7 separate regions of the Homo sapiens genome follow, and regions 1, 2, 3, 4, 6 and 7 are each linked to region 5. A link is a loop called in an ENCODE intact Hi-C map of the cell type or tissue named here. Cell type or tissue: PC-9. All regions are shown on one strand.

Evidence for each region. A loop is a pair of places that touch in the nucleus more often than their neighbours do. Peaks named below come from ENCODE experiments on the same cell type or tissue, not always from the same donor. Only the 100,000 strongest peaks of a DNase experiment are listed, where the experiment ranks them.
Region 1: a loop joins it to region 5, with 6 times the contacts of the local background. A loop is called at or near these places in 25 of 110 quality-filtered maps.
Region 2: a loop joins it to region 5, with 6 times the contacts of the local background. A loop is called at or near these places in 13 of 110 quality-filtered maps.
Region 3: a loop joins it to region 5, with 4 times the contacts of the local background. A loop is called at or near these places in 17 of 110 quality-filtered maps.
Region 4: it touches region 5 in a loop (8-fold over the local background); 101 of 110 quality-filtered maps call a loop at or near these places.
Region 6: a loop joins it to region 5, with 8 times the contacts of the local background. A loop is called at or near these places in 101 of 110 quality-filtered maps.
Region 7: it touches region 5 in a loop (6-fold over the local background); 25 of 110 quality-filtered maps call a loop at or near these places.

Annotation. Positions count from the first base shown.
Region 1 is chr15:89,834,867-89,838,866 of GRCh38, reverse strand. It overlaps ARPIN-AP3S2 (ARPIN-AP3S2 readthrough), which reads left to right. Exons shown (of 10, transcript NM_001199058.2): 9 at 1,145-1,252; 10 at 3,224-4,000. The coding sequence ends at 3,352. AP3S2 (adaptor related protein complex 3 subunit sigma 2) reads left to right here. Exons shown (of 6, transcript NM_005829.5): 5 at 1,145-1,252; 6 at 3,224-4,000. The coding sequence ends at 3,352. It overlaps LOC124903552 (a long non-coding RNA gene), which reads right to left and starts at 2,958. Exons shown (of 2, transcript XR_007064754.1): 1 at 1,922-2,958; 2 at 1-1,419. RefSeq lists an enhancer at 823-2,022. In PC-9, no CTCF peak of the experiment used is centred here; DNase peaks (open chromatin) are centred at 1,416, 2,046 and 2,396; H3K4me3 peaks cover 569 bases; H3K27ac peaks cover 4,000 bases.
Region 2 is chr15:89,843,833-89,847,832 of GRCh38, reverse strand. The region is part of intron 8 of ARPIN-AP3S2 (ARPIN-AP3S2 readthrough); the gene reads left to right. The region is part of intron 4 of AP3S2 (adaptor related protein complex 3 subunit sigma 2); the gene reads left to right. Among named protein-coding and RNA genes, the nearest start is that of MIR5094, 4.9 kb to the left of the region's middle. In PC-9, no CTCF peak of the experiment used is centred here; DNase peaks (open chromatin) are centred at 2,102 and 2,442; H3K27ac peaks cover 3,724 bases.
Region 3 is chr15:89,810,392-89,814,391 of GRCh38, reverse strand. All of the region lies in intron 1 of ANPEP (alanyl aminopeptidase, membrane), which reads left to right. Among named protein-coding and RNA genes, the nearest start is that of ANPEP, 2.5 kb to the left of the region's middle. In PC-9, no CTCF peak of the experiment used is centred here; a DNase peak (open chromatin) is centred at 1,921; H3K4me3 peaks cover 2,643 bases; H3K27ac peaks cover 3,072 bases.
Region 4 is chr15:89,872,823-89,876,822 of GRCh38, reverse strand. The region is part of intron 7 of ARPIN-AP3S2 (ARPIN-AP3S2 readthrough); the gene reads left to right. The region is part of intron 3 of AP3S2 (adaptor related protein complex 3 subunit sigma 2); the gene reads left to right. It also overlaps the pseudogene LOC100631255. Among named protein-coding and RNA genes, the nearest start is that of MIR5009, 9.2 kb to the left of the region's middle. In PC-9, CTCF peaks have their summits at 1,479 and 1,679 (motif pointing right); a DNase peak (open chromatin) is centred at 1,672; H3K27ac peaks cover 588 bases.
Region 5 is chr15:89,758,496-89,762,495 of GRCh38, reverse strand. No RefSeq gene overlaps it. Among named protein-coding and RNA genes, the nearest start is that of MESP1, 9.2 kb to the right of the region's middle. RefSeq lists a silencer at 1,023-1,112. In PC-9, CTCF peaks have their summits at 1,377 and 1,583 (motif pointing left); a DNase peak (open chromatin) is centred at 1,125; H3K27ac peaks cover 2,815 bases.
Region 6 is chr15:89,886,621-89,890,620 of GRCh38, reverse strand. ARPIN-AP3S2 (ARPIN-AP3S2 readthrough) reads left to right here. Exons shown (of 10, transcript NM_001199058.2): 6 at 1,481-1,572; 7 at 1,989-2,100. AP3S2 (adaptor related protein complex 3 subunit sigma 2) reads left to right here. Exons shown (of 6, transcript NM_005829.5): 2 at 1,481-1,572; 3 at 1,989-2,100. Among named protein-coding and RNA genes, the nearest start is that of MIR5009, 4.6 kb to the right of the region's middle. In PC-9, a CTCF peak has its summit at 2,260 (motif pointing right); a DNase peak (open chromatin) is centred at 2,190.
Region 7 is chr15:89,821,553-89,825,552 of GRCh38, reverse strand. LOC124903551 (a long non-coding RNA gene) reads left to right here and starts at 99. Exons shown (of 2, transcript XR_007064753.1): 1 at 99-593; 2 at 1,854-2,369. RefSeq lists enhancers at 86-135, 185-858, 2,776-3,276, 3,277-3,777. In PC-9, no CTCF peak of the experiment used is centred here; a DNase peak (open chromatin) is centred at 1,962; H3K4me3 peaks cover 29 bases; H3K27ac peaks cover 3,127 bases.

The DNA.
Region 1 (4,000 bases), 76 kb before region 5:
TACCTGCCCATACACCAGCTGAATTGCTCCTTCCAACATCTTCTACCTGAAATTCTTTCCCCTACCTCTCTAATGTCAGAGCCCAGCTTCCATCCTCCCACTGTCTCTGTGAAGCTCTCTGATCTCTCTAGCCACTGTACCCTTTCTTCTCTGACTTCCCCAGGACTATCCCAGTCATTTGGCACTTAGTTAACAATAGAAGGTTGTACTTGCTGTCTTCCCAACTTGACCGAAAGCACCTTGAGGGCCATTTGATGTGATTTGGTTTGAAATATGGAGTACCATTCCTTATGAACCACAGTGGGCATCTCTGCTTTGACCCACCCAGGGCTTTCTGTGACAGCTTTCCTACCACAAAGGGGTACAGTAGTTGAGTCACCTCCGTCCCATCACAGCAGTTAGGTACACTGAGATTCAGCTTTGTTTAGATGACTGCTAGCTAGATGGAACCTAAGCCCAAATGTGACCCTTATGCTTAGAAAGGTGTTTATGCTGAATCTGCTTTCTAATCTAAGCAGTAAGAAATGAGGTGAGGAGAGGTGCAAAGGAATTGGGCTCTATCTTGCTCTGATCACGTCCCTTCAGTGGAGCACAGGCTGGAGGATCTGCCTTATAGAAGGTGGAAGACATTCATTTCAGTTGCTTGGACAGGGATTATTCTGTCATAGCTGGACCTACTTAATGACAGTCAGTGTTGATGATGGTAATATTAATAATGAAAGCCACCATTCCTTACTTAGAACCCAGTGTGTCCTGGGCACCAGGCTAGGTGCTTTACACACATTTATCTCATCCAGTCCTCACTGCAATCCTGGAAGGAGGCTGAAGCACTTTAAAGGTCATTTGCCCAGGGCCACCCAGCTAGCAAGTAGCAGAGCCAGAATTTAAACAAGAGCTGTCAGACTTTGAAGCCTGTGCTCATAGCTACCACCTCGCTGCTGAGGGGAGAGATTCGTGTTGCCATGTGCCAAGACCTGGGAGAGACCCCTCGTTGTGTCACTGGGCAGGGGGGTTTGAGTGTCTGAGTTGTGAGTCAGGACAGGTCATATCTGACCACTCTGCTGCTGCAGGAAAAGGAAACCTCGTGGGTTACACTCTGACCACCACAGAGTATTCTGACTCCTGATTTTTGCTTCCCTTTTAGGTGCACTACATCCTCCAGGAGGTGGTGATGGGTGGGATGGTGTTGGAAACAAACATGAATGAAATCGTGGCTCAGATTGAGGCTCAAAACAGGCTGGAGAAATCCGAGGTGAGTAAGCAGCTGTGCTCTAGCCCTGGCTGGGTAGAGAAAACCTGGGCAGAGGCAGGAGTGTGTACATGTGTTGGTTTGTGTTGCTGTGAAACCTCGGGAAATGATACTCATCTTCTTTCTTCCTTGAGTCCATTGAAACTCATGGATTTGAAGGTCAGCCAGCCCTGAAAATTAAACAGGTAACAAGTTTGAAATCTCAGATTTTCAGGGTAGAAGAGCAAATAGAAAAGCCAGATGGCAGAGGAAGGCAAACAGCTTCTGGCTTGGGGGTTATGGCCCATGTTTGTGGTTTGTAATTCCTCCTTTGAAAGCCACTCGTTCCCTGGAGGGACCCAGAACCCTCTTCCCTAGTCCAGTGTGGTTTCCTAGTTTGTGTGCTCTAAGAGTCTGATCTCCCAGCAGCCATTTCTCGTGGTGTCTTTCAGACCTCAGAGTTGCCAATTTCCTTATTTCCAGTTAGCTTTATAAAAAACTACAGTAGAGTTTGGGCTAGGCTTGAAAATAACATACCCCAGTCCACCCCCACATGGTGCTGGGCTTGATAGAGATGTTCACATAAATTCTGTCCTATCCCTCTGAGGTCTCGCCGTCCCCTTCCTCAGCCTTCCCAGAGCACAGAGGTTACAGACGTATACTTTCACATGCAGAAATAGCAGAACAAATTACCTCTTTAATTATCTGAGTGTCTTAAAGAGCTTCTTTGCCTTGTATACGGAACTTGATCTTGCGAAACCAGGAATTCTTCTTTCTGTGAGGACTGGCAGTCCTGTGGAAGAAGCTTTTCCAGACCACAGCTATTGGTGGCAGCTATAGTTCTTTTAGAAATGTAGGCTGGGAAGATTCCAGGAATAGTAAGTGAGTCAGAGGCAAGGGGGTTGGAAATGAGAAGAAATGGAGACTTGCTGGGTGAGGGCAGAAGCAGAGTTGGTATCCGGAAAGAAGGCAATAGGGGAAAAATGATTGTGAGAGAGTTTTCATCCACTTTTGCCGTTCCCTCCACGTGGGGGTGAGCCTGCCAGGTGGGGGTTCACTGTAGATGTGCATACTCTTTGCGTTTTGTCACCAGCTCTTCTTTATCTGTGATACCCCCCACCTTCTCCCAGCTTGTTGCCACATGACACTTCCAAAGCCAGCTCTTTTCATCTCACATTATTAGTTGGCAAGCAGTTGCCCTAGAGCTGTGACTGTCCTTTTCCTTTTAAGAACTTCCCGGTGACTTTGCACGTTTCAATAAGAGTCTTTGGTCTCTTGAGGAAAGGGTTTTGTTTTGTTTTGTAACCAGAAAAGTGCCCCTGACAAATCACCTTAGATTATTTCAGCATTTATTGGGTACCCACCATGTGCCAGGTACTGTGAGAGGCTGGGGCTGTGAAACTGTATAGGCCACACTCCGCCTCTGAGGAGCTGGTAGTCTAGTAGGACTGCAGGCTTTGGATCCCTGTGCCAAACCCCATCTAACCTCAAGATTGTTTTGTTGGCTACTTTTGAGGAATAAGGGGGGAAAGTTAAAACTTCAGTTGTGTGTGCTCAGTTTGGAATTTTTCTAGGCATCCTTCACCTGTTATTTTGTTTGTTTGTTTGTTTGAGACAGAGTCTCACTCTGTTGCCCAGGTTGGAGTGCAGTGGCGTGATCTCAGCTCACCGCAACCTCCGCCTTCTGAGTTCAAGCGATTTTCCTGCCTCAGCCTCCCTAGTAGCTGGGACTACAGGGGCCCGCCACCACTCCTGGCCAATTTTTGTATTTTTGGTAGAGATGGGGTTTCACCATGTTGGCCAGGCCTATCTCGAACTCCTGACCTCAGGTGATCCACCCACCTCGGCCTCCCAAAGTGCTGGGATTACAGGCGTGAGCCACCACACCCATCCTGCTTGTTTGTTTTTGTTTTTGCTTTTTTTTTTTTTTTTTTTTTAGCATTAAGCAGATAACAGTGAGAATTTGTCTCATACTCGCCTCTCATTTCTTCTTAGGGTGGCCTTTCAGCAGCCCCTGCGCGGGCTGTGTCTGCTGTGAAAAACATCAACCTGCCAGAGATTCCTCGGAACATCAACATTGGCGATCTCAACATCAAAGTTCCCAACCTGTCCCAGTTTGTCTGAGGATCAAGTATTGGCCTGAAATAGAGTCCTTAAGACAAGCAAAGACAAGCAAGGCAAGCACGTCTGGAAACAGAACCCATTTTGAGCCTTAGAAGAGTCAAGCCTCAGGACCTGGAAACTTTGTGTCTGGGGAAGACTGTTTGGCATGGAATAGGGAAGGGATTCCTATTGACACTGCTCGGGTGCACCCAGTTCTCACATGTGCAGTCATGCCGTTCTCTGATGCATACGGCCACTGCAGATGTGAGGGGCCCTGCCTTCCTCAGTAGGGAGTCAACATGCCCAAGTCATTTGCACCTTTACCTCTCACATGGATGCTCCCAAGGGTTAGGGACTGCATTGAGCAGGCCCACCTGCTTCCCAGAACCTCCTCACTAGGGCTGAGCACCTTCTCTGAGTAGAGTCTTCATCCTTAGCACCACAGACTTCTGAGGTCCTGTGCCCTTTACTTGCTGGTGAGGTGTCATAGGTAGAAAAGGGCTGGCCCTTCAGATCTGGGGGTGTGGTGAGTGGCAAGTAAGGGCAGAATTTTAGGAGAACCAGAGTCACCCGCTGGCTCTACTGAGATTGTTACACCCAGAATCCTTTTGTGTTTTTTTGTGGTTTTTTTTTTTTGAGGTGGAGTCTTGCTCTGTCACCCAGGCTGGA
Region 2 (4,000 bases), 85 kb before region 5:
GAAAATCTTACTTATTACCTTTATAGAAAAATGCATTGTAAATTTAAATACTTAAACATTTGGAACATGACCAATTTAAGGTTTGGAGACTGTGTTTTTACTAGAGTAAAAGGTAATTTAAATACCTTGCTTATGCCTTCTTGTTTATTATCTTCAGGTACCAGATCAGTCTGTTTTTAAGTGATCTCTGTTGACATGGGATTAGATTCAGAACTTTCTTTGATTTCAGTGAGAAACAACCAGGGATGGAACCCTTGAAGAGCATGGAATCCTCTGTCCTTCCGGAGGGTTGTTGCAACTGACTTGTCCCCACCCCTAGTAGTTCTAGAGCTAGGTTCCTGAGGCACATCTGTATCCTTGAAGAAACACTTTTATTTTTCTTCTTAGATTCAATTCTGATATGAAACTAGCAGACTCATTTTAATCTACTTTTTTTTTTTTTTTTTTTTTTTTTTTTGTAACAGGGTCTCGCCCTGTCTCCCAGGCTGGAGTGCAGTGGTGCAATCACTGAAGTCTTGACTTCCAGGCTCAAGTGATCCTCTTACCTCAGCCTACCGAGTAGCTGGAACTACAGGCTTGTGCCACTATGCCCAGCTAGTTTTTAAACTTTTTTTTTTTAGAGAGACAGAGGTCTCACTATGTTGCCCAGGCTGGTCTTGAACTCCTGGGCTCAAGCAATCCTCCTTCCTAGGCCTCCCAAAATGCTGGGAATACAGGCATGAGCTGCTATGCCTGGTCTTAATCTACTTTTGTCTGCAGAGGTTAACTTTGTGTTGCAGACAGTAAGTAGGTCCAGTTATAGAAGCAAGTACCTTCAAGGGATGGAGGATGAGGTGATAGCATCCTAGAAAAGAAAAAATGAGGCCAGGCGAGGTGGCTCACACCTGTAATCCCAGCACTTTGGGAGGCTGAGGTGGGCGGATCACCTGAGATCAGGAGTTTGAGACCAGCCTGGCCAACATGGTGAGACCCCATTTCTACCAAAAAATACAAAAATTAGCCAGGTGTGCTGGGCGCAGTTGCTCATACCTGTAATCCCAGCACTTTGGGAGGCCGAGGCAGGCGGATCACAAGGTCAGGAGATCGAGACCATCCTGGCTAACACAGTGAAACCCTGTCTCTACTAAAAATACAAAAAATTAGCTGGGTGTGGTGGCACACGCCTGTAGTCCCAGCTACTCGGGAGGCTGAGGCAGGAGAATTGCTTGAACCCGGGAGGCGGATGTTGCAGTGAGCCGAGATCGCACCACTGCACTCCAGCCTGGGCCACAGAGCGAGACTCCGTCTCAAAAAAAAAAGAAAAAAAATTAGCCGGGTGTGGTGGCATGTGGCCTGTAGTCCCAGCTACTGGGGAGGTTAAGGCTGTAGGATCGCTTGAATCTGGGAGGTGGAGGTTGCAATGAGCCGAGATCATGCCACTGTATTCCATCCTGGGCGACAGAGTGAGACCATGTCTCAAGAAAAAAAAAAAATAAAGAGACACAGATGTCCAGAGGTGTTGGGGGAGAGTGGAGAGACTCGATAACAGGTTAGATTGTCTTTAGAGGAATTGACATTTTGACTACAGTACTCATTCCTACTCTTGACTATTTTCAGGGGTTCCAAGAGAAAAATTTAAATAGGACAGAGCTAAAAACACCGACTTTCACTCACTAAAATGTTGTCATAAATTTATGTATCTTGATCTTGGAAAACATCAGTATCTATGCCTCATTTTACCTTTTAAGATTTCAGATTTATCACCCGAAGCATTTTCTCTATTGCCTTCCCCTTATATCAAGATATCCTGTTGGTTTATTGGGGTTATCCTAATCTTTATGTCAGATGAAACTCATCCTGGTTGTAATTATTTTTAGGTTGAATTACCATTGGATTTGCCAAGTACTGAAAAATCAGTAGCACTTTTGTTTAAACTCTGTTAATAAACACTTCTGAGTGAATTTTGCTAGTGTCATTATTTCCCATGCTTGCTGAGTAGAAGGTTGAATTATTATTACTTCATAATTCATATTTGTTCAATGCACACTGTGTGAAGCTGAGTTTAGGCCTCTCGAAGACTTAGCCTCTTTCTTTCTGTTCCTGTGGTTTTGAATACCATTTACATGACTCACGTCTCAGATTTTCTTTCCCTACCAGCCTCCCTGTGTTGGTTTGTGACTTTATCTGTCAGTGTTCTCTCAGGTATTTACTTAGATTTCTGCAGGCATCCTCAAGGTCAGCGCATCAGCCAACTTCTGTTGTTTAACAGAACCCTTCTTTGTGCCCTGACTCTATCTCCAGTTCTTTAGGTACATGAGTTCAGTGTTGATTCTTGACTGCTTGCTCCCACACCCATGCTTGGCAGCCTCCAACTTTCTTAAGTCCCATCTATCTCCAATCAGAGAAATGTTAGCCATCTTTCATGGTCAACTTCATATTCAGTGGACAAGGTCTGAACTGACTAGCAGGACTAACACGGGCAGCTGTTCGCTCATCCATTGCTCACTTACACTTGAGTCATTTTGCTTACCAAAGGTCAGTTGTGATGTTTCCAGATCTCTTTATGCCAGTAAACTGGTACTGTAATTATGTAATTTGATTAAATAATATACAGATTAAATTATGAGGGAGAAAAGAAAATTATTCTGGCTGTGCATGGTGGCTCACGCCTGTAATCCTAGGACTTTGGGAGGCCGGGGTAGGCAGATTGCCTGAGCTCAGGAGTTCAAGACCAGCCTGGGCAACATGGTAAAACCTCGTCTCTACTAAAAATACAAAAAATAAGCTGGGCGTGGTGGCGGGCGCCTGTAGTCCCAGCTACTCAGGAGGCTGAGGCAAGAGAATCGCTTGAGCCTGGGAGACAGAGGCTGCAGTGAGCCGAGATCGTGCCACTGCACTCCAGCTGGGCAACAGAGTGAGACTGTTTCCAAAAAAAAAAAGAAAAGAAAATTACTCTGTGAAAAGTAAGAGGAATGCTTTGGAAGGACAAGTACTTTAAAAAGGAAATGAAGCTGAATTAGGTTTGGGCAAGATAACTATGGAAGAGTAGAGGTGGAAGGATCTTAAAAATCTAGGATTCTGTACTTACTGTTTCACAGCAGTTTGAGTTCTAACTTTAAGAAACTGGAAATTGTAGATGATGCATTCTGGGTGAGTTTTTTGCAATAATGGCAAAAAACTCTAATCAGCAGAAGAGATCCTTCTAGGTTGGGCACATTGGCTCACACCTGTAATCCCAATGCTTTGGAAGGCTGAGGCGGGAGGATCCCTTGAGCTCAGGAGTTCAAGACCAGCCTGAGCAATATAGCAAGACCTCATCTCTACTTAGAAATTAAAAAAAAAAAGAAAAAAAGCTGGGCATGGTGGCACATGCCTATAGGCCCAGCTACTCATGAGACTGAGGCAGGAGGATTGCTGGAGCCCAGGAGTTCAAGGCTGCAGTGAGCTATTATCATGGCACTGCACTCCAGCCTGGGTGACAGAGCAAGACCCTGTCTCTAAAAAAAGAAAGAAAGAAAGAAGGAAGGAAGGAAAGAAGGAAGGAAGGAAAGAAAAAAGTAAAGAAAGAAAGAGAGAGAGAGAGAAAGAAAGAAAGAAAGAAAGAAAGAAAGAAAGAAAGAAAGAAAGAAAGAAAGAAAGAAAGAGAAAGAAAGAAAGAGGGTTTTTTGGCCCTAGCCAAAAGTTCAGTGGCTCTCAAAGTTTTGTTGTTTATAACAATGATGGTAGGCTTGAACATTCACGGGAAAAGTCACAGTAAAAGTCAGATTAACCATATCTTTATTACTTTAGTTTTAAATGCTATCCATGGACTCTCAGTTACTGAGGGTGAGGAAATCAGTGTTCGTATTCTACCTCCCTCCTTTTTCCCCTCTTCTCTTCCTAGTTTTTGCTAGCTGGAGTTTTATACATCATCAAAGCATATAGTATTGACGATCTGTTGTTACCCTAATCCTATTTTAGTCTTAGACCTACAGTTAAGTAGTTTTCAGTGCTCACCGTAAGTTTTTGCCGTAGTTTTTTT
Region 3 (4,000 bases), 52 kb before region 5:
TGGTGGGTGGGGCGCGGCCGAAGGCAAAGGGCGAACCCGGCCCGCCTGTGGGGTCTCTGGCCAACACTGGGCTCAGAGGCCCTTTCTTTAACCTTAGATCTCGCTCCTCGGTCTAAAGCCTCCGCCGCAGCTCTCAGTGAAGAGGAAGGGGAACTCTAGGTGCTCAACGCCCGCGTTACAGTCGCGTTCTCCCTCGCTCCTACAACCCGGCCAAGATGCCGGGGCATGGATGGGGACCGAGGTTTGGGGGTTGTGGAGCCTATTCCACGCCCTCCCTGGTGAGCAACTGAGACAGATCCAGGGCCCCATTGCAATCCACTCTTGGTCTGGGAAAAGGTCCCCTAAACAGGGCCAATGGGATCCTTTCCCCAAATGACTCCAGAACGCACCCCCCCCCCCCAGCAGTGCGGTGGGCAGGGACGGCCCAGGTGGGCTATGTCCTGGGGTTTTGTGACTGGATCCCCACTCCTCCCCCACCTCAGCCCCTGGACTGCAACCCACCAGGCCGTGTTCGGGGGTGGTCAGAGCCCTGGTCTCAGCCAGACCTGAGGTCTGATGTGGCTTCATCCCTGAGTCTCTAAACGCCCTGGCCTTACTGGGCCTCAGTTAATTCACCTGTGAAAGGGGAGGCTTGGACCAGAGGGCCCCTCAGGGTATGTGTTTTGTGGAGGGGAGGTGGGCGTGTGGGGTAGGGGTGACCAGGAGGAAGTGGGGACAGCCTCTGTCCCACAGGAAGGCTGGCTAGCCCCAGTGGGTATGGGGGAGCTGGGCAGGGAAGAGGGTGGACTCCCCTCTCCCTGTGGGAGGGTGTGCTGGGCCCATGAGGCCCTCATCCACTCTCAGCCACCTTCCTGTGGAGCCCTAGCCTCGAAGGCCACACTATGAGTGCAAGGAGGCCACCCACAGCGCTGCTCCCGCTTCACAGGTGGGGAAACCGGCCCAGTGTCTTGAGGCAGCCCAGCCGCCTGCCCTGTGCTTCCCCCAGAGCCTTCTGGGGAATGAGACCTTCGTTACACGCTGGCGCTCCTTACACCCCTACAGCCTTTAAGCTAAGGCCTCCAGCCCCATCGCTGTAAGAATTGTATGCTAGGCATTCTGAGGACATAGATGGGGGTCCCCATGTCGGAAGGAGCCAAGGTGTTGGAACTGGGTCCAGTTCCTGGGCTGGCTCTGGTGGGAGATCTGGAACCCTATGCTGGGGCTCCTGGACAGCCCTGGAGGCATGGCATGGACAGTGTGTCAGCCGCACACCGAGGCCCTGGGGTGTCCTTATTCACATAGGCTGGCAGCCATCTATCCCTAGCCCGGGCTTCACCCCGGGTGCCTGTCACTCCTGGCCCTACAGTGGTCCCAGTCACACCTTGGAGGCAAGATGTGGGTCCTCCACAGGCCTGTGTCTGGAAGCAGCCCCCAGCACTCCCTGGCTAACAAGTTCTACTTCTGAGAACTACCCCCAGCTCCCAGCCCTGGTCTGGCCAAATGGGTGCGTGTCTTCTCCTGTGGTCTTCAACTCCCCTTGGCACGGCCACAGTAGATGTGAGGGGCTGTATGGGAGGACATTTTTAGGAGGCATATGTAGTTAAGCTGTGGAACCTGCTGCTAACTAGCTGTGTGGCCTTGGGCAAATCACTTAACCTTTCTGTGCCTCAGTGTCCTCATTTGCCAAATGGGGGTGATTATCCTGGTAGGGCACATAGTAGGTGCTCAGTTTCACCTACCATGTGTCTCACCAGGATAATCACCCCCCATTTGGCAGACAGGAGTTGCCAGGCAGGATCTGTGGCCCCACACAAACCCTATGTGTACTTCCCCCACCCACAAATGCCTCTGCTCCTTCCTCCTGTGTGCCCTGCATTGGGCTGAAGAGGCTGATGAGAGGCAACTTCCCATTGGGGCCTTCTGAGGTTCTTGCAGGAGGGGCAATGTCCAAGGCTCCCAGAGGAAGCACCCTGGGGTGATGCAGCTATGGGCGGAGGCCTCAGAAGCCTGGGAGAAAGCCAGGGGCCTGCGGGGACAGAGTGTGCCCTGGCCCAGGCCCAGCCTCGTCCCTACCCTTCTCGCTCACTGCTCCCTCAGAGCAGACAATGAGCCCCAGGTTGTCCCTGAGCTCCCAGTCTCATAGTTCACAGTCAGGGACACTGAGTGGGAGTGGGTGGGGCCTACCCAAGGACCCAGTGGTCGGGGATGGAGCATGGATAACACAGCAGCTCACCCGGCCACGGGTGCTCAGCTCTCCCGGCCACAGCCCCTCCCAGGCTCCTGGAGTCTTCATATTAGAGTAGAAAGCCTCTTGCACTTCACATCTGAGACCAAGGAGCCTCTCCCCACCCACAAGTGTGGGTGTCTTCCACACTGTGACTGTGACTTAGTTATGCCCTGGCATGATCGTTGTCAACCTTCATGTTTTTTGGTTTTGGCTTTGGTTTTAGTTTAGAAGAACTTACGTTTTCTGGACTAAAACATAGGCAGGGAAGAAATACATAAACCCATAGAAAGGCTGCTTTAGTTGAAGTGGGTTGAGAGCTCGGCTTCTACCCCGTCAAGAAATTCACAGCGAAAGGAACACATGCATTTTGCTCACTGGCAGAAAGAGCCTGCACCAAAGACAACCCGCAGGGCCAGCAACCCCAACATCATACAGGGTGGAGCAGCAGTTCCCAAAGCGGGTGCAACTGGACAGGATCCTTTTAGGAGCTACCTAGAGGAACAATTTTTTCTTTTTTTCTTTTTTTTTTTTTTTTTACTTGAGATGGAGTCTCACTCTGTCGCCCAGGCTGGAGTGCAGTGGCACGATTTCGGCCCACTGCAACCTCCGCCTCCCGGGTTCATGCCATTCTCCTGCCTCAGCCTCCCGAGTAGTTGGGATTACAGGCGCCCACCACCACGCCCGGCTAATTTTTTGTATTTTTAGTAGAGATGAGGTTTCACCGTGTTAGCCAGGATGGTCTCGATCTGCTGACCTCGTGATCCGTCCGCCTCAGCCTCCCGAAGTGCAGGGATTACAAGCATGAGCCAACACGCCCGGCCCAGGAACAATTTTTAAACCAATAGTCATGAATTGTTAATATAAATTAACACATCCAACCATGATTTTATCGCTCAGAAGGAGGCTAAGAAAGTGAATTGATTTAAAGAAAAATACGAAGTAAATAATCACAAAGGTGGATCACGAAGGTGGTTTGTGCACAGCCCAGAAGCCCAGGAAGGAATGTCGGGTAGAGAGGGTGGAACCTGTCCCGAGGATCAAGGCTCTGAAGTTCCATCCTTAACTGCTGTCTCTCATTCTTGCACTGATGCCCCATTCCACAAGCACGTGTTGCCCTCCCACTGCACGCCAGGTGTAGAGGATACGGCACACCTGGTGCTACCCTCATGGAGGCACTTGGAGGGCTGCCTGGGGGCAGCACCACTGACTTGTGTCTCCAGGGCAAGTGGGGAGTGGATGAAGCAAAGGCAGGAAGCTTTCCAGGCCCAAGGATCAGCTTGTGTGTAGGGAGGAAGGGAGAATGAAGCGGGGAAAAGCAGGTTGGATTTGAACTGAAAGAGGCCACTGGGGTGGAGCACAGAAGTGACAGGGGAGAGCGTTTGAGATGAGGCCAGAGAATCACTGGGGGCTGGATCACACAGGCCCTGTAGGTCACGGCAAGGACTGTGGGTGTTGTCATTCATTTGGCCAACATGTATTGGGCTCCTGCCTTGTGCTGGGCATGGAGGGGCATACGATGCCACCAGGCCTTCCTTTGAGGTGCTTGGGTGCAGCAGCAGGCTTTTGAACACACTGGTAGCATTTTTCTTTTTCTTTTTTTTTTTTCTTTTTTGAAACAGAGTCTCGTTCTGTTGTCGTCCAGACTGGAGTGTAGTGGCACGATCTCCGCCCACTGCAACCTCCACCTCTTGGGTTCGAGCGATTCTTCCGCCTCAGCCCCCCAAGTAGCTGGGACTACAGGCGTGCGCCACCACGTCCAGCTAATTTTGTATTTTTATTTATTTATTTATTTAT
Region 4 (4,000 bases), 110 kb before region 5:
CTGGAGCTATTTCTTGTTTTTGTTTTTCAATGATTTCTTTTTCTTTTAAAAAATTTTTTCCCAACACCCATCCCAACTATTTCTTTTTCTTGCTGTTCTTGTAATTTCTTTGCCTAGTCCATCCTCCCAGCTAAAGCTTCTTATGCATCCTTTGCTGTGCCTCTGCCTCTGAAGAGAGATGAACTGGAAATCTGGCTTAAACTTCTGCTAAATCTTAGTTTCTCAATGCTCTTCTTTCTCTCTTGTCTTCTGCTTCCTGTACTACTTCTGCTTCTTTCCTATGCATGTCATATTTATTTATTTACTTATTTTTCACACGCAACACAGATGTAGTTTTTATCTTGAACAGGAGCAAGATCTGATCCATGGTTTTCTTTCTTTCTTTTTTTTTTCTTTCCTTTTTGGAGACGGCGTCTCACTCTGTTGGCCAGGCTGGAGTGCAGTGGTGTGACCTCAGCTCACTGAAACCTCCACCTCCTGGGTTCAAGTGATTCTCCTGCCTCAGCCTCCCAAGTAGCTGGGACCTCAGACATGCATCACCACGCCTGGCTAATTTTTGCATTTTTAGTAGAGACAGGGTTTTGCCATGTTGGCCAGGTTGGTCTCAAACTCCTGAATCTCAGGTGATCTGCCTGACTTGGCCTCCCAAAGTGCTGGGATTACAGGTGTGAAGCACCATGTCCAGCCCATGGTTTTCTTTTCCTGCTTCTAGATCATGATCGTTCTTCTCTCTGCTTCTGGATTGAGACTACTTCTTTTCCCTCTACTACGATGATGCCTTTCACGAGACCTGTATCTTGAGTGACTTCTGCTTCTTGATGGCTTTCTTTGTGTTTGTGTCTGTCCTCATCATTTTCAGATGAATGTATTTATTTATTGAGACAGCATGTCACTCTGTTGCCCAGGCTGGAGTGCAGTGGCACAATCACAGCTCACTGTAACCTCTGTCTCCCCGGCTCAAGCTTCTCACCACAGCCTCCCGAGTAGCTGGAATCACAGGCACACACCACCACGCCTGGCTAACTTTTGTGTTTTTTATAGAGACAGGGCTTTGCCATGTTGCTCAAGCTGGTCTCAAACTTGTGAGCCCAAGCAATTTGCCCACCTTGGCCTTCCGAAGTACTGAGACTACAGACGTGAGTCACTGCGCCCAGCCCATTTTCAGATGAATTTAGTCCCTCTCTTCCTTTATCAGAATAATGTTCTTTGTCATTATGCTCCTCAGAAGTGTATTTCTTAGAGGATTTGTTGTAGGATTCCTGTCTTCTTGCCTCATCATGAAATAGGCTTATTATTTTCCTACCTGAGTCTGCAATGTCTTCAGTTCAGCCTCTTTGCCCATCAGCATGCGCTTTGTGTTTTCGTCCTTCGTTTTCTTTCTTGTTTTCTTTCTCTTGACCTTGATTGTGATCTTGAATAATATTTTGAGTAAGAAAAACAGATGCATCTGACAGTTCTTTTTCCACCCACTATCTGGGGATGTCTTTTTCTGGGGCTAGTCCATCTTGTCCTGGATAACTACCCTATCTTGAGAACCCAGTCTTAGTTTCATGAAACATCTTTAATGAAAACAGCCTTTTGGGATGGTGCTGCTGCAAACTGTGGTCTGGCTCTCCTCGCATGTGCTCTGGCTGCCGCAGAACAGAGCTCAGGCCGCTAGGGGGCACCTCCACGTGCCGCTTTTAGCAGTACCAGCCACCTCAAAGCTTTGCCACAGACTGAATAGCTCCTTCCGGGGGCCTGGATGGCACCCAGGGGATCTGCCGTTGCTTTTTTAATTTATTTTTTTACATTTAGCTCATTAATATCTGTTAGATATTTTTATGTCTGCATTGAAATATGTAACTTTATTTTTCCCCCAAAGGATAACTGTTCCAACATTATCAGTTAGCTTGTCTTTTCCCCACCAACTTAAAATACGACTCTTATTTTTAAAATTGCATTTTATAAACATGTATGTTTCAGTAATTTATATTCTGCCCCACTGATCTATATTCCCATCTTAGAATTATACTTTTATTTTATTTTTAAAATTTATTTAGAGACAAGGTCTTGGTATGTCACTCAGGCTGGAATGCAGTGGTGCAATGATAATTCACTGCAACCTTGAATTCCTGGGCTCAAGCAATCCTCCCACCTCAGCCTTCCAAGTAGCTGGGACTACAGGTGTGTGCCACTATGCCTGGCTAATTTTTTTATTTTTATTTTTTTGTGGAGACGATGTTTTGCTATGTTGCCCAGGCTGGTCTCAAACTCCTGGGCTCGAGGGATCTTCCTGTCTTGGCTGCCCAAAGTGTTGGGATTATAGGCATGAGCCACCTCACCCAGCCTTAGTATTATACTATTTTAGTTAACAAAGCTTTACAATGAATTTTGATACCTAGAAAGACTGCACCCAGGTGAAATAAACAGCCTTGTTTCTCACACAAAGCCTGTTTGGTGGTCTCTTCACATGGACACGTGAGACAGATTTCGCTAGGGAAGCAAATAACCATGGAGGTGGGCAAGAAATATCCATGATTGTAGAGCTTTCAATCAGCCTTTTATTCTTGTAACAAATGAAAAACAAAGGATTATCAGACATCTGCGGAAAACCTCTAACATAGAAGAAGGAGATAAAATGAACAAACAATAAAAAGCAACTTAAAAATGGACACCATATAAAGAAAGGAAAACAGTTTAAAAAAAAAAAAAACCCAAAACCCTATTCTTAAGCTACAGAGAAAGCCTGGCCAACATGGTGAAACCCTATCTCTACTAAAAATACGAAGTATTTTAGCCAGGCATGGTGGCACATACCTGTAGTCCCAGCTGCTCAGGAGGCTGAGGCAGGAGAATCACCTGCACCCGGGAGGCTGAGGCTGCAGTGTTCTGAGATCACACCACAGCACTCCAGCCTGGGTGACAGAGTGAGACCTTGTCTCAAAAAAAAAAAAAAAAAAAAAAGCCACAGAGAAATAAGACATTTATTTTAAATAATAATAAGACCCATTTATTAATTAGAAATAAAATAAGACCCATTTATGTCTTATTGCTAAATGGGTGCTAAACAAAAACACTCACAGCCTTGTTGCTCACACAAAATGAACAAAATGGTCTCTTAGAAATAAAAAATGAGAGGAAATGGAAACAAACAAAAACCCACTTCAACTGAAGTATTAGAAAATCAAGTTAATCAATTGTCTCAGAATGGGCAGAGATGGAAAATGGGAGAGAAAAGATGAGAAAATAAGACAGAGGCCGGGCACAGTGGCTCACGTCTGTAACCCCAGCACTTTGGTAGGCCAAGACAGGGGGATCACTTAAGGTCAGGAATTGGATATCAGCCTGGCCAACATGGTGAAACCTCGTCTCTACTAAAAATACAAAAATTAGCCAGGCGTGGTGGTGCATGCCTGTAATCCCAGCTACTCAGGAGGCTGAGGCAGGAGAATTGCTTGAACCCAGGAGGCAGAGGCTGCAGTGAGCCAAGATCGTGGCACTGCACTTCAGCGTGGACAACAGAGCGAGAGTCTGTCTCAAAAAAAAAAAAAAAAGAAGACAGACAGAGGTCCAATACTTGAATATAAGCAGCTCCAAAAAGATTGATTAGGAATGTGGAAAGGAGGGAATTCTCAACAAAATAATTCGATAAAATTTCCCAGAACTGAAGGACTTGAACTGCAGGATTATAAGGGCTTACCAAGTACCCAGCATAGTGATTGAGAAATAGACCCATTTAACTATGTGTCCTTATAGTGAAATATTCTGGCACTGTTAAAAATGTAAAGATTTATGAATGGCACTAATATGAAATTATTGTATGTGGTTTTTGGCATACATGTATATATCTGTTAGATATGTTATCTGGGAGTAGAATTCCTAGATCATAGAGCATGCATACATAATGTCATAGTTTTCCAAAATGGTTGGTATCTGGCAAAATACAGTGCACTGGTTACCAGTCTCAAGAAAGGAATCTAAATGCTCTTGCCCATTGCATCTTGGTATCAGAGTCGGC
Region 5 (4,000 bases):
TTTTTCTATATTTGGTGTGTACCCAAGGCCTCTGTCTATGTACATATACACATATATACGATAGACCCTTACAGAATACATGGTATCATACTATGACTTTCTGTGTAGACGGGCTGTTTTTCAAATTTCATTTTCTTTTGCCTTTGCTTATATCAGTGGTGCCATACTGAATGAAATTTCTGCACCTTGATTTTGTCACTAAGCAGTCTGTCTAAACTTGCACTTTTAATCTTTTCCAATCAGGATGAATTGCTGTCAGGGGAATGGCTGGGCAAAGGGCATGGTGAGGCTGTTCTGAAGCTTCAGCCCAGCCCTGTCGAGTCCAGGAGGTGCATGGTTGAGGCTGACCTGGTTAATGGCAGCCAGCAGCACTGCCCACACACCTGGGGCACCTTGGCCAAGGCACCTGGCCATCCTGTGTGCTCCCAGGGCCTGGGGTGGAGCATAATCTACAAGGCTGAAGAAAACTTCCTTGGCTCAGGCCAAGCGCTGGATCGTGGATTTCTCTTGGTGAGGGGCCTTGGGAGCTGAGGATAGAGTTCCTCTTGTCCTCGGTCTTTGGCACGTGGTCAGTACAGATCATGTAAGACCCCTCTTTTTATTTCACATCTGGCCAATTTAAGCTCTCTCCCCCTTCCCTTCAATGTTCTCTAGCCTGTCCAGGGATGCCCTATCCCCAGCCTCTGGCAAAGGACCCCCGCCCACTGGCGCTGCACTTCCCCAGGTCCTGCCCAGGCATTCCAGCTAGGCCCCGGGAGCCCCACTCTGCTTTTTACTGGGTCTAAAGTCAGATACCTTGGGGGCATTCTCCTAACCTCAGATGGAGCACCCGGAGCTAGCCAAGGGCCTGAACCAGGCAGCTCGTATGAGGTCCCAGGCTGGTGACCTGGGCCGGCCCTGCACTCTTCATCCTTCTGCCCGGGGCTGGCCACCCTCCCAGCACCTCACCACTGTTGCGGGCAGTCAGTAGGGGAGAGGGGGCACTTAGGGCCCAAAGCCTCCACTTCCTGCCTGGATACAGCTCCATCTTGGGCTTTTCTGGAGGGCCTGAGCAGGCTGGGCACACCCAAGTTGGCAGCTGAGCCAGGTCTGCAAACCCTCACCCGAGAGCTGGCAAGAGTTTCGAGTTTCGGTCAGCTTGTGGTCTGGCCTCTTTCTACCTCAGCTGCACCTGGGGCATGTGTGTGTTGGGGAGGGGTGTTGAACTCTGCTTGGCTCCTGCCTTCCTGAAACTGTCATCCTTTTCCTCATTCTGATGGGCTCCCATCTTGCTCCACGTCTCTGCACACAGATGCGTGCTTTTCCTGGTGGACAGACGGGCAAACGTGTCCAGAGAGGGCAAACGGCCTGCCTGGGGTCACATGCCCTGTCACACAGGCACTGAACCGGCCTTCATCTATTTCTTAAGCCAGCCCAGCATCCCTGACACATCTACACAGTTCCCAGCGCACCCCCAAATAGAGCCAAGCCTGGGTTCTGGCCCTAGCCCCAAAAAACGTCCTTAAGGATTGGAGGAAGAGCTGTCCAGCTCAGACCCAAAGATCCCACACGGCTGGGCAGCGCCCTCTGTTGGCTGTGGTTGGGAGTGCGTGGACACTGGAAAGCCAGGGGTGAACCCTCTGTCCCGACTGGGGCCTTCCCACCAAGGCAGGCAGTGTCTCCCAGGACATCTCAGCAGGCAGTCGGGAGCCCCTGCTCCATTTTGCAGGTGGCATTGTGTGACAAGTGTGCCTCCTCTCTTTATACCTCAAGTTTCCCCACTTTTCACTCTAAGGCTGAGACCCATTGGCACTTCCCTGGAGAAAGTGAAGGAGCATAAATGCTACGTCCCTTAGGAGAGACGTGCTATCTGCTTACCCTGCATTGTCAGCCAGCTCCAGACCCACCAAGACGCGGCACTTCCTCTTGAGCCTTTCCTGGAATCTGCCAAGTCTCTCTCTCCCACCCCCTCCCTCCTCGTCACCCCTGGGCTGCCTGCGACTTCCACTGGCTGAGCACCCAGCTGATCTGTAGCCAGATAATCAGATTATTGTGGGTCTAGAATAATCTATTCCATATGGCTTGCCAGCTCAGTGGCTCCGAGAGCTGAAGGTGTGAGGGGAGGGAGTGATCGTCCTTGGAAGGGGCTGCCCTGGGAGCTGCGGAGCCTCAGCGGGAGGCTGATAGGAAAGGAAGCACAGGTGGGGGAAGGTGAGCCCGCCTTGCTGGGCCCTCTGACTTCTCTGGGCTTCAGCCCAAGCATGGCCTCCAGGCCTCACGATCTGAGACCCACAGGGGCTGGGTGCTCCCCAGGGCCTTTCCCACCTTTTGATTGGGGTGGGGTGTTCACCGTGGGGCACCGCTGCATAATTTCAGGGAGATTTTATTTTTTATCCTCAGGCTGCATCCTCCAGGGATCTGGTCCATGAAGTCCAGATGGGGCCTGCAAGCTCTTCTTCTTCTTTCTTCTTCTCTCTTCTTTCTTCTTTCTTCTCTCTTCTCTCTTCTTCTTCTTCTTTTCTTCTTCTTCCTCTTCCTTCTTCCATCTTTCTTCTTCTTCTTTATTCTTCTTCTTCCTTTTCTTTGTTTGTTTGTTTTTTTTGAGACAGTTTCACTCTTGTTGCCCAGGTTGGAGTGCAGGGGTGTGATCTCGGCTCACTGCAGCCTCCACCTCCCAGGTTCAAGCAATTCTCCTGCCTCAGCCTCCCGAGTAGCTGGGATTACAGGCACCCACCACCGTGCCTGGCTAATTTTTTGTATTTTTATAGAGATGGGGTTTCTCCATGTTGACCAGGCTGGTCTCGAACTCCTGGCCTCAGGTGATCCACCCACCTCAGCCTCACAAAGTGTGGGGATTACAGGCGTGAGCTACTGTGCCCGGCCTCTTTTTCTTCTCAGTCTCTGTGATGTGAAGCAAGGCTTAATGTGACCGGAGGGGTCCCCAACCCCTTCACTCTTAGGACCTCCCTCCAGGATGGAAGGAGCCACTCATCCTCCGAAGGAGACATGGGAGATATAGGGAGGACAGAACAGAGGCTTTGGCCTCTGACAGAGACAGATGGATGCCAGCTCAGCCCCTGCTCACCCTGTTAGGTGGGACAATCTCTCTGAGCCTCTGTTTCCTCATCTACAAAGTGGGGGCCACTACACCCACATCAAAGTGTGTTGTGAGTGTGAGCAGCGACCCTGCAAAGCTCCAGCCCAGTGCCAGACCTCGGGGGACAGTAGTGTGCACGCACGCTCCATGCAGCCTGAGTTGATCCGCACATGCTCAGCCCAGAAGGCAGGAATTACCCTGTGGCACAGCAACAGACAAGACACTGAGGCCAGAGATGGAGAGCGAGGTGCCCAAGTGGCACAGGTAGTGCATGGCAAGGCAGGGCCTCATGCCCACATTGGCCAGACTCCAGAGGAGTGTCCTGGGCTGTCTGAAGGCGGAGGCTTCACTACTAACAATCTCTCCCCTGAGAGGGTTGCTGCAGAGGTGTGGCGGGAAGATCCTTGGCTGTGGGGGACACCCAAATTAGGAGCTTCCCAGGAGATGCTAAGTAGGCTGGCAGTAGGAGAGCCGCTTCCTTCTCCTGGGGCCTCTGGCTCCGGCAGGGACAGGATTAGGGTCTGCAAGGGGACGATTTACATAGCACCTCTGATTAGTACTCCTATGTCAGAGGGACTGGCTGGGAAATGAGGGCCTTGGGGCTGGGAGGGGGGCCGGGCAGTGCCCAGGACCCAGGTTTGGCGTGAGAAGCGGGCTGGGTAGAGTGGGGAGGCTGAGGTCCAGGCCTGAGCCTGAGAGGGTGCTGCCCTGTCCAGCCTGCCCCCCATGCTGGCCTCAGCTTGCTCTGTCACCTCTGCTCCTGTGGGGCTGCCCCAAGGCCTCATTTCCCAGCCTTACACGTTTGGCAGAGGGTAGGCTCGGGCCAGGGGAGCAGAGGCCACTAGCTCCGGCACTTGTCAAAACACAGGCCCCAGAGGTGTGAAGGCCTCACCCCAGTGGGAGAGCGTGTGGGCCCTGCCGCCC
Region 6 (4,000 bases), 130 kb before region 5:
GACTTGCATCTCAGGACTTAACCTATACCTGCTAAATCCGAATCTGTATTTTAACAGCATTCACAGCTGATTCATTGCAAATGAAGATTTGAGAAGCAATGCTCTAGAGCTTTAAGTTATTATCTGTCTTAATTGCTGGTTTCTCCCTCTCTTACCCTTTTAACCATACTTCTTCTGAAACTCATATGTATAATTAGAAATCAAAGGTGAGTTATCAAAGTGATTTCATCAGAGTTGAGCTTTCTTATGCACGTAGTAAGTGAAAAAATAAGGCCAGACATGGTGGCTCACACCTGTAATCCCAGCACTTTGGGAGGCCAAAGCAGGTGGATCACTTGAGGTCAGGAGTTCAAGACCAGCCTGACCAACATGGTGAAACCCCATCTCTACTATAAATACAAAAATTAGCCGGGCATGGTGGCACATACCTGTAATCTCAGCCACTGGGGAGGCTGAGGCAGGAGAATCGCTTGAACCCGGAGGTGGAGGTTGCAATGAGCTGTGATCACACCACTGCCTGGGCAACAGAACAAGACTCTGTCTAAAAATAATAATAATACATTTTATTTGTAACTGTTCAAAATTTTAATCTGTAATCTATTTTTCTCAATAATACTTTGTTGGTGAGTAACACAGCATCTTATATGTAGTATCTATATTACCAGTACAAAAGATGGCAGCTGTATTTGCCAATATAACTTTTTAAAACATTTACATGATTACTTCTTGACCTTTTTTTTTTTTTTTTTTTTTTTTTGAGATGGAGTCTCACTCTGTCGCCCATGCTGGAGTGCAGTGGCGTGATCTCGGCTCACTGTAACCTCCGCTTCCTGGGTTCAAGCAGTTCTCCTGCCTCAGCCTCCCGAGTAGCTGGGATTACAGGCATGCGCCACCACGCCCAGCTAATTGTTTTTTTGTTTTATTTTGTTTTGTTTTTTTTTGTATTTTTAGTAGAGATGGGGTTTCACCATATTGGTCAGGCTGGTCTCGAACTCCTGACCTTGTGATCTGCCTCCTAAAGTGCTGGAATTTCAGGCGTGAGCCACTGTGCCTGGCCCACATCTTGACCTTCTTAAAATGTTAGACCTGTTGAGATTTATTATATCTTTGTCATAGATGTTTTCCAGGGGAAGACAAAATATTTCAGGATCAGGCCTTCCAGTTATTCTCTGACTTTGTATGAGAGTTTATCAATGTTCCTTTTCTTGTTTAAATATCAGCTTACCTATAGGACAGTAATGGTTAGTGACTTAGATATTTAGGTAAATATACCCTATCTTAATTCCTGTATCAGAGCATTGTCACCCATCTTTCATAGATTCACTCCTATTTTTTCTCATCATTTTTATCATTTCTAGAAACAAGTACTAAATGTTTAGATGTTCCCAGCTTAGAAACACTTCTTCCCTTGTCCATCCCCATGGATGGGATGTAGTTTTTCAGGCTTGCCCACTGATTCACTTATCTTTTTGTTTCATAGCCAGAAGAAATTCAACAGCAGATTGTTCGAGAGACTTTCCATCTAGTCCTCAAGCGGGATGACAACATCTGTAACTTCTTGGAGGGTGGAAGGTAAACTGTCAGCTTCATTTTTCTCCCCATATATCCACTTGTGAGTGGCCTTCATTATTGCATCTTCTGACAGTACTCAAGTGTCAGGTGGGTACTTGATGCAACTTTAGCTGGTCTCACCATGATCTGCTCAGGGAGAGACACAATTCTCTTTGGGGCGCAGTTCAATTATTGTGCTTCTGATATTGCTCATTTAGATGATTGATCCCCGGGAGGATAGGCAGGAGAAGAGGTGAGGTAAGGTGGCTTTAGGTACCTCTGCCAAACTTGGTTGCCATTCACCTAGTAAGAATGGCCTGCTTCTAGCGTTTGGCCTTCTCCTTTCCAGTGGGTCCTTTCTCATTCTTTGGCACAAGGTTTCTTTTTGATGTGTTTAATTAAGCTGTGGGCATTTAAATGTTTCCCATCTTCTGCAGTTTGATTGGTGGCTCTGACTACAAACTGATCTACCGGCACTATGCTACCCTCTACTTTGTATTTTGTGTGGATTCCTCAGAGAGTGAACTTGGAATCTTGGACCTCATCCAGGTATGTGTAGTCAGCTAATGATGGCAGCAGCTTTAGAGAGTTTCCACGGGATTTTTGAGTAACCAGCCTGTAGAACCTTGTGTCCATCTCCTTATTGATACTAGTAAAAGTTGCCAGATGTCCACCAGATGGTGCTCTGGGAGAGCTCCTGAGAAACCCTCAGCACTTTTAGATTTATTGGTTTCTATCTAGCCCTTGCACTGCCCTTGGTTTTCATTTACAAATTTATACTTTGGCCGGGTGTGGTGGCCCACAGTCTGCTTACAGATTGTCTTTATTACCTTCATGAAAACTGAGATGTGTAGGGACCCTAGCTTGGGAACTATTTATTTAGCATTATTTCATCGTTTTATATGTGAGATTCTAGATGAGCTTCTTTTAAGTACTTGAATAAGCCCATAGGTAGAAAGCACTCAAATAGATGCTACATTGAAAACTTAAGTAACAACAATTGTGGAAAAGAAAATTCTATAGCTATAAAATGTAAACTTTAAATGCTTACAACAGGCCAGACATGTACATTTTACAGCTATAGAATTTTCTTTTCCACCTATGGGCTTATAGGCTCATGCCTATAATCCCAGCACTTTGGGAGGCCAAGGCGGGCGGATCACTTGAGGTCAGGATTTTGAGACCAACCTGGCCAATGTGGTGAAAACCCATCTCTACTAAAAATACAAAAATTATCCAGGCATGGTGGTGTGCACCTGCAGTCCCAGCTACTCAGGTGGCTGAAGCAGGAGAATTATTTGAACCTGGGATGTGGAGGTTGCAGTGAGCCGAGATCATGCCACTGCACTCCAGCCTGGGCAACAGAGTGAGACTCCGTCTCAAAAAAATAATAAATTAAAAATAAATAGGCCGGGTGCGGTGGCTCATGCCTGTAATCTCAGCATTTTGGGAGGCCGAGGCAGATGGATCAAGAGTTCAAGACCAGCCTGACCAATGTGGTGAAACCCGGTCTCTACTAAAAATACAAGAATTAGCCGGGCGTAGTGGCACGTGCCAGTAATCCCAGCTACTCGGGAGGCTGGGGCAGGAGACTTGCTTGAACCCGGGAGGCAGAGGTTGCAGTGAGCCGAGATCGCACCACTGCACTCCAGCCTGGGTGACAGGGCGAGACTCCGTCTCAAAAAAAAAATAATAATAAAAATAAATACATAAATAAATGCTTAGAACAAAATTTGTTTTCTTAAGATAAAAGTTTAAAAGCTAAATATATCTTGGAACAAATAAATTGAAATTTTGAATATATAGTTTTGTAGGATAATTAAAAATTTCATACGTCGTATTCACTTATACATAAAAATATAAATAAAGATGAACCCATCTAAAACAGATGCATCTCGGAGATAATTTTTAAATACTTTCTTAAAACCTGAGTCAGATTGGACATTGATAATCAGCATAATAGAAAGAGCTCAAGGCGGGGTGCAGTGGCTCACACCTGTAATCCCAGCACTTTGGGAGGCCAAGGTGGGTGGATCACTTGAGGCCAGGAATTTGAGACCAACGTGGTCAGCATGGTAAAACCATGTCTCTACTAAAAATACAAAAAATTAGCTGGGCCTGGTGGCATATGCCTGTACTCCCAGCTACTTGGGAGGTTGAGGTGGGAGAATCGCATGAACCCAGGAGGCGGAGGTTGCAGTGAGCCAAGATTGTGCCACTCCACTCCAGCCTGGGCAACAGAGTGAGACCCTGTCTCAAAAAAAGAAAAAAAGCTCAAGATCTAGCATCAGAAAATCTGGGTTTGGGTCATGAATCTACCATCTGAAAAGTGATATTAGGTTGTAGAATTCAAATGTGAGAATGTGCTTTATAGTACTGTTAACTGTATGTAGCAGGCTATAGAAATGTGTACATAATACGAGTTTATTTGAAAATTAAGGAAATATAG
Region 7 (4,000 bases), 63 kb before region 5:
CTGATTATGTTAACATGTTTGACTATCATTTCTGCTTTTGGGGTTATCCACGCCTCTTGTATCTGTGCGGTGGAGACATCATACCCTGGTGTGCCACTGGGCATCTGTTCCCAACTCCACATCCACAGCAGCTTGAAATTGGACAGGGCAGGGTTATTTATTTACACCATGGAAACTGGTAAATGCTAAAGTCAGGGCCAACGCCCTGCACCCTGCGCCCACTCTCTGCCGGTTGCTAAACACTTTTGTCATTACATCATTGAGCCCTAGGGTCTTGGGCCACCCCCATGGGGAGCAGGAGGCCTGGGACTGTGGCTGAAGGAGGACGCATGGAGTCAGAGGCTACGAGGCCCGGAACTGCCTGGAATGATGGTATAAGATGGCCAGGATGCACCGAGCCCTGCTGCCCGGCACGTTTCTCATGCATTTGCTCACTGCTCACTACCACCCTGAGAGGCAAAGCATCGTTACCATCTGCTGGTGGGGAAACTGAGGCACAGAGAAGTGACTTACCCAGGGCCACTCAGCTAATAAGTGTCACAGCCAAGATATGAAGCCTGATCCTTAACTGCCACGCTCTGCCCCCTTCAAAGGTACAAGTGTCGGACTGGGGATCTGGCCTAACCCTTCCCTGAAACCTCCAGCTGTGTGCAGGCCCCAGCCCCCAGAAGCCTGGAGTGAATTTCAGTGACCACTCAGCCTGTGGCCCCGCTTCCCCTGTAGGCAGCCAGTAGTGGGAGCCACGTTTCATGCAGATCTGAGGGCTAGGGAGGCCAGATGCAGGTGGGCCTCTTCCCAAGACAGTCGGGGTCCTTTCTCCAGGTGCCCTGGAGCAATATGGGCCAAGTTGGGTGGGTGGAACCGCTACGGCCTCCTGAGGGCTCAGAAGAAGAGAAATTCCAGGAATGCAGCCACCTGAGGGACCGCTCAGGTGACAGAACCCCCGAGCACCACCAGCCCGTCCTCAGCCCTCTTTTACTGGCAGTCTGCCTTATGCCGGTGCCGGGCACACTCAGGAGGGAGCAGACTCCATGCGGGGGAGCCTGCCGCCAGTCCCCCTCCCAGGGGAGAGAGGCAAGGGGGCTGCTGCAGGTCCAGGGAAAGGCTGATGCATTGATGGTGGGAGAGGAGGCAGCGTGATGCTTTGCATGGAGTTTGACCTTGGCATTGGTGGAGTCCTGAAGGATTTTCAACAATTTAGGGGAGAGAGAGGGAGACAGTGACATCTCCAAAAGGTCAGTCCGGCTGCCAGTGGAGCAGAGGTTGTGGTGAGGGCAGGGGGACCACCTAGGAGGCTGGAGTGGCCAGTGAGCGGCTGCCGCGTCCTCCCCTAAGGCAGAGCACAGGGCAGTGGCTGCAGAATTGAGCAGAATTGAGGCCTATTGGATAGGGGACAGGGAGGCAAAGAGCCTGATGGGCGTGGCACCCTTGGCCAAGGTGTAGGGGCAGGATGGCAGGGTCAGGTTTGGAGGTATATTTGAGAGCCCCCAGGATGCCCGGTTCAGATGACTACAAGGAGCTGGTTCTGTGGAGGGGGCTGGGCAGGACGTCTTAGGCCATGGGTGAAAATGGAGGATGGTGTCCAGGGAGATGGTGAACCCGTGGGAGTGGGTGGGACATCCGTGATGGAGAAGAGGAGACCTCATGCCCAGGACAGATCGGAAGGCATGAGGTCTCCTCTCCCACCCCCACCCAACCCCCTCTGTAGAGGGGACAGCTTGGAGGTGTGAGCCACACCACCTGGTCAAAGACCCACTAAGACAATCCCTGGGGGGCTCCTCTCCAAGGGCTTCTTAAGGGCTGGGCATTGCTAAATGCTGTACAGGATTTTTCTCATTTAATTCTTACAACAGCCCCAGGGATTGTCCCCATTTTACAGAGGAAGCTGATGGCTCAGGCGTGAGTAACCACCCCAGGCCAGTGCCCAGCTTGTGTCAGACCTTCTGAGGAAGCCAAGTCTGTCTGACCACAAAGCTGCCTCCTACCCAGCATTCCTCTGCAGGGTCCCTGCCCTGCCCTGCCCTGGGGGACTCCTGGGGGAACCACATCCGTGCTTAGGTGTGGCATCCAGGGGGCACTGGGGAGGGAGCCCGCCGAGGGGTGCCATGCGGGACTTGGCGTCCCCACCTGCCTGGTCCATTCCTCCCCCCACCCCACTCTGCCCTGCCCTGCTGCCACCTCAGGGACCTCTGTGGGCTCTAGGTCCTTTCCATCCCTTCCACAGCCTGGACAACAACAGGCCCTTTCCCACTTCCTGAGAAAGTTCCCAAAGAAGTTCATTGTAAAAGCTACTCTTTGTCTTTTTTTTTTTTCCAAAAAATGTGTTTTTAATCAATTTTATAATAAAATCCAAACTGAGTTCTTGAAAACAACAGCAATAAGAAATTGAAAAAAAAAATCTCAGTGCCAGGAAGTACTGACTCTAGCACTGCCCTCCCCAGCCCCAGCAGCAGCCCTGGTGCCCCATTCCCCTGACTCCCTCCCCCACTGCTGGTCACCAGGCCTCCTGAAGCCACCTCTGGAATATCCCTGAACTGCTCTCCTTCTGTCTCTGGAGGGCACCCCACCCCCCCACCCGCCACCAACTGCTCTTCCTGCCTCCTACCTGGCACCCTTCCAATCTGGTCCCCAAACTGTCCCCAGGGGCTCTCTCTAAAAGGCAAACCTAATTCCATCAGTGTCCTTTTCTCCAACTTCATCAGGGATTCAGGATTCCCAGGAATAGAGCTCAATTCCCTAGCTCGGCATTCAGGGCTCCACTGTCCCTGAGCACTCCAGCCTCCCCCTCGCCATGCACCGGACCCCCTGCTTTTGGAAATGTTGGTCCCTCTGCTACGGACACCCTCCCTCCACCTGTCCATCTGACAATGCACCTCATTCCTCAACAGTGCCCCATGGACACTCACCTTCTCCTGCCCTCCCTCGTCACAGTGTGGGGGTTTCTGTCATCTCACCATTCTATCCAGGCTGACCTCGAAGGCCTGGGCTCCAGCGATCCTCCCACCTCAGCCTCCTGAGAAACTGGAATGACAGATGCACACCATCATGCCCTGCTTTGGTTCTTTAGTTCGCCCTATATGTGCCAAGTCCTGTGCTAAGTGCTGCATACAGTGGAAAACAGCGCAGGCAGGAACCCTGCGCCCACGGAGCTTATTATCCCTGCTGTTGTTGCCCAGGTAGACCAGTCATCCTCGGTGCACGGGAGCCACGCATACACACAGCTGACCAAAGTGCCTGCAGGCAGCCTGTGCTGCTTAAGCTTGTGGGGAGAGGGAGGTTTAGAAACAGCTGCTCCCGTCCTCACCAAGGGACTCCAGCCTAGAGAAGGAGTCTTTGGGGAAAGTCCCCCACTAAGCTGCCACGCCCTGAGATCACGCACCCTCTCCCAAGGGCTCTTCCGAGCACCACGTGGGGCTGAGTTACTGAGATGGAGGTGGCAGCAAGGGATGCCACGCAGGATGAGCAGGGAGGCATCATTCTGAGTCCTGCCTGCCCCTCCCACTTCCACCTTTTCTTTTCTCTCTTTTTTTTTTTTTTTTTTTTTTGAGACAGAGTATTACTCTGTCGCCTGGGCTGGAGTGCAATGGCACGATCTCAGCTCACTACAACTTCTGCCTCTTGTGTTCAAGCAACTCTTGCGCCTCAGCCTCCCAAAAAGCAGGAATTACAGGTGCATGTCACCACGCCCGGCTGATTTTTGTATTTTTAGTAGAGACAGGGTTTTGCCATGTTGGCCAGGCTGGTCTTGAACTCCCGGCCTCAAGCAATCCAACCTCCTCTGCCTCCTAAAGTGCTGGAATTGCAGGTATGAGCCACTGCACCTCACCCTTTAAGCAGTATTTTAATGGTTTTGTAGTGGTGGGTGGTTGCTATGAAAATCTCACGTTTGTTCTAACAATTCAAAGAATAAACAAGCATATAAGGAAAAAATGGATAGTCTCTCCCCTGTCTCCCTCCCCCAGCCCACCCCTGGCTCAAGTCAACCTCACTGAGGCAGAGT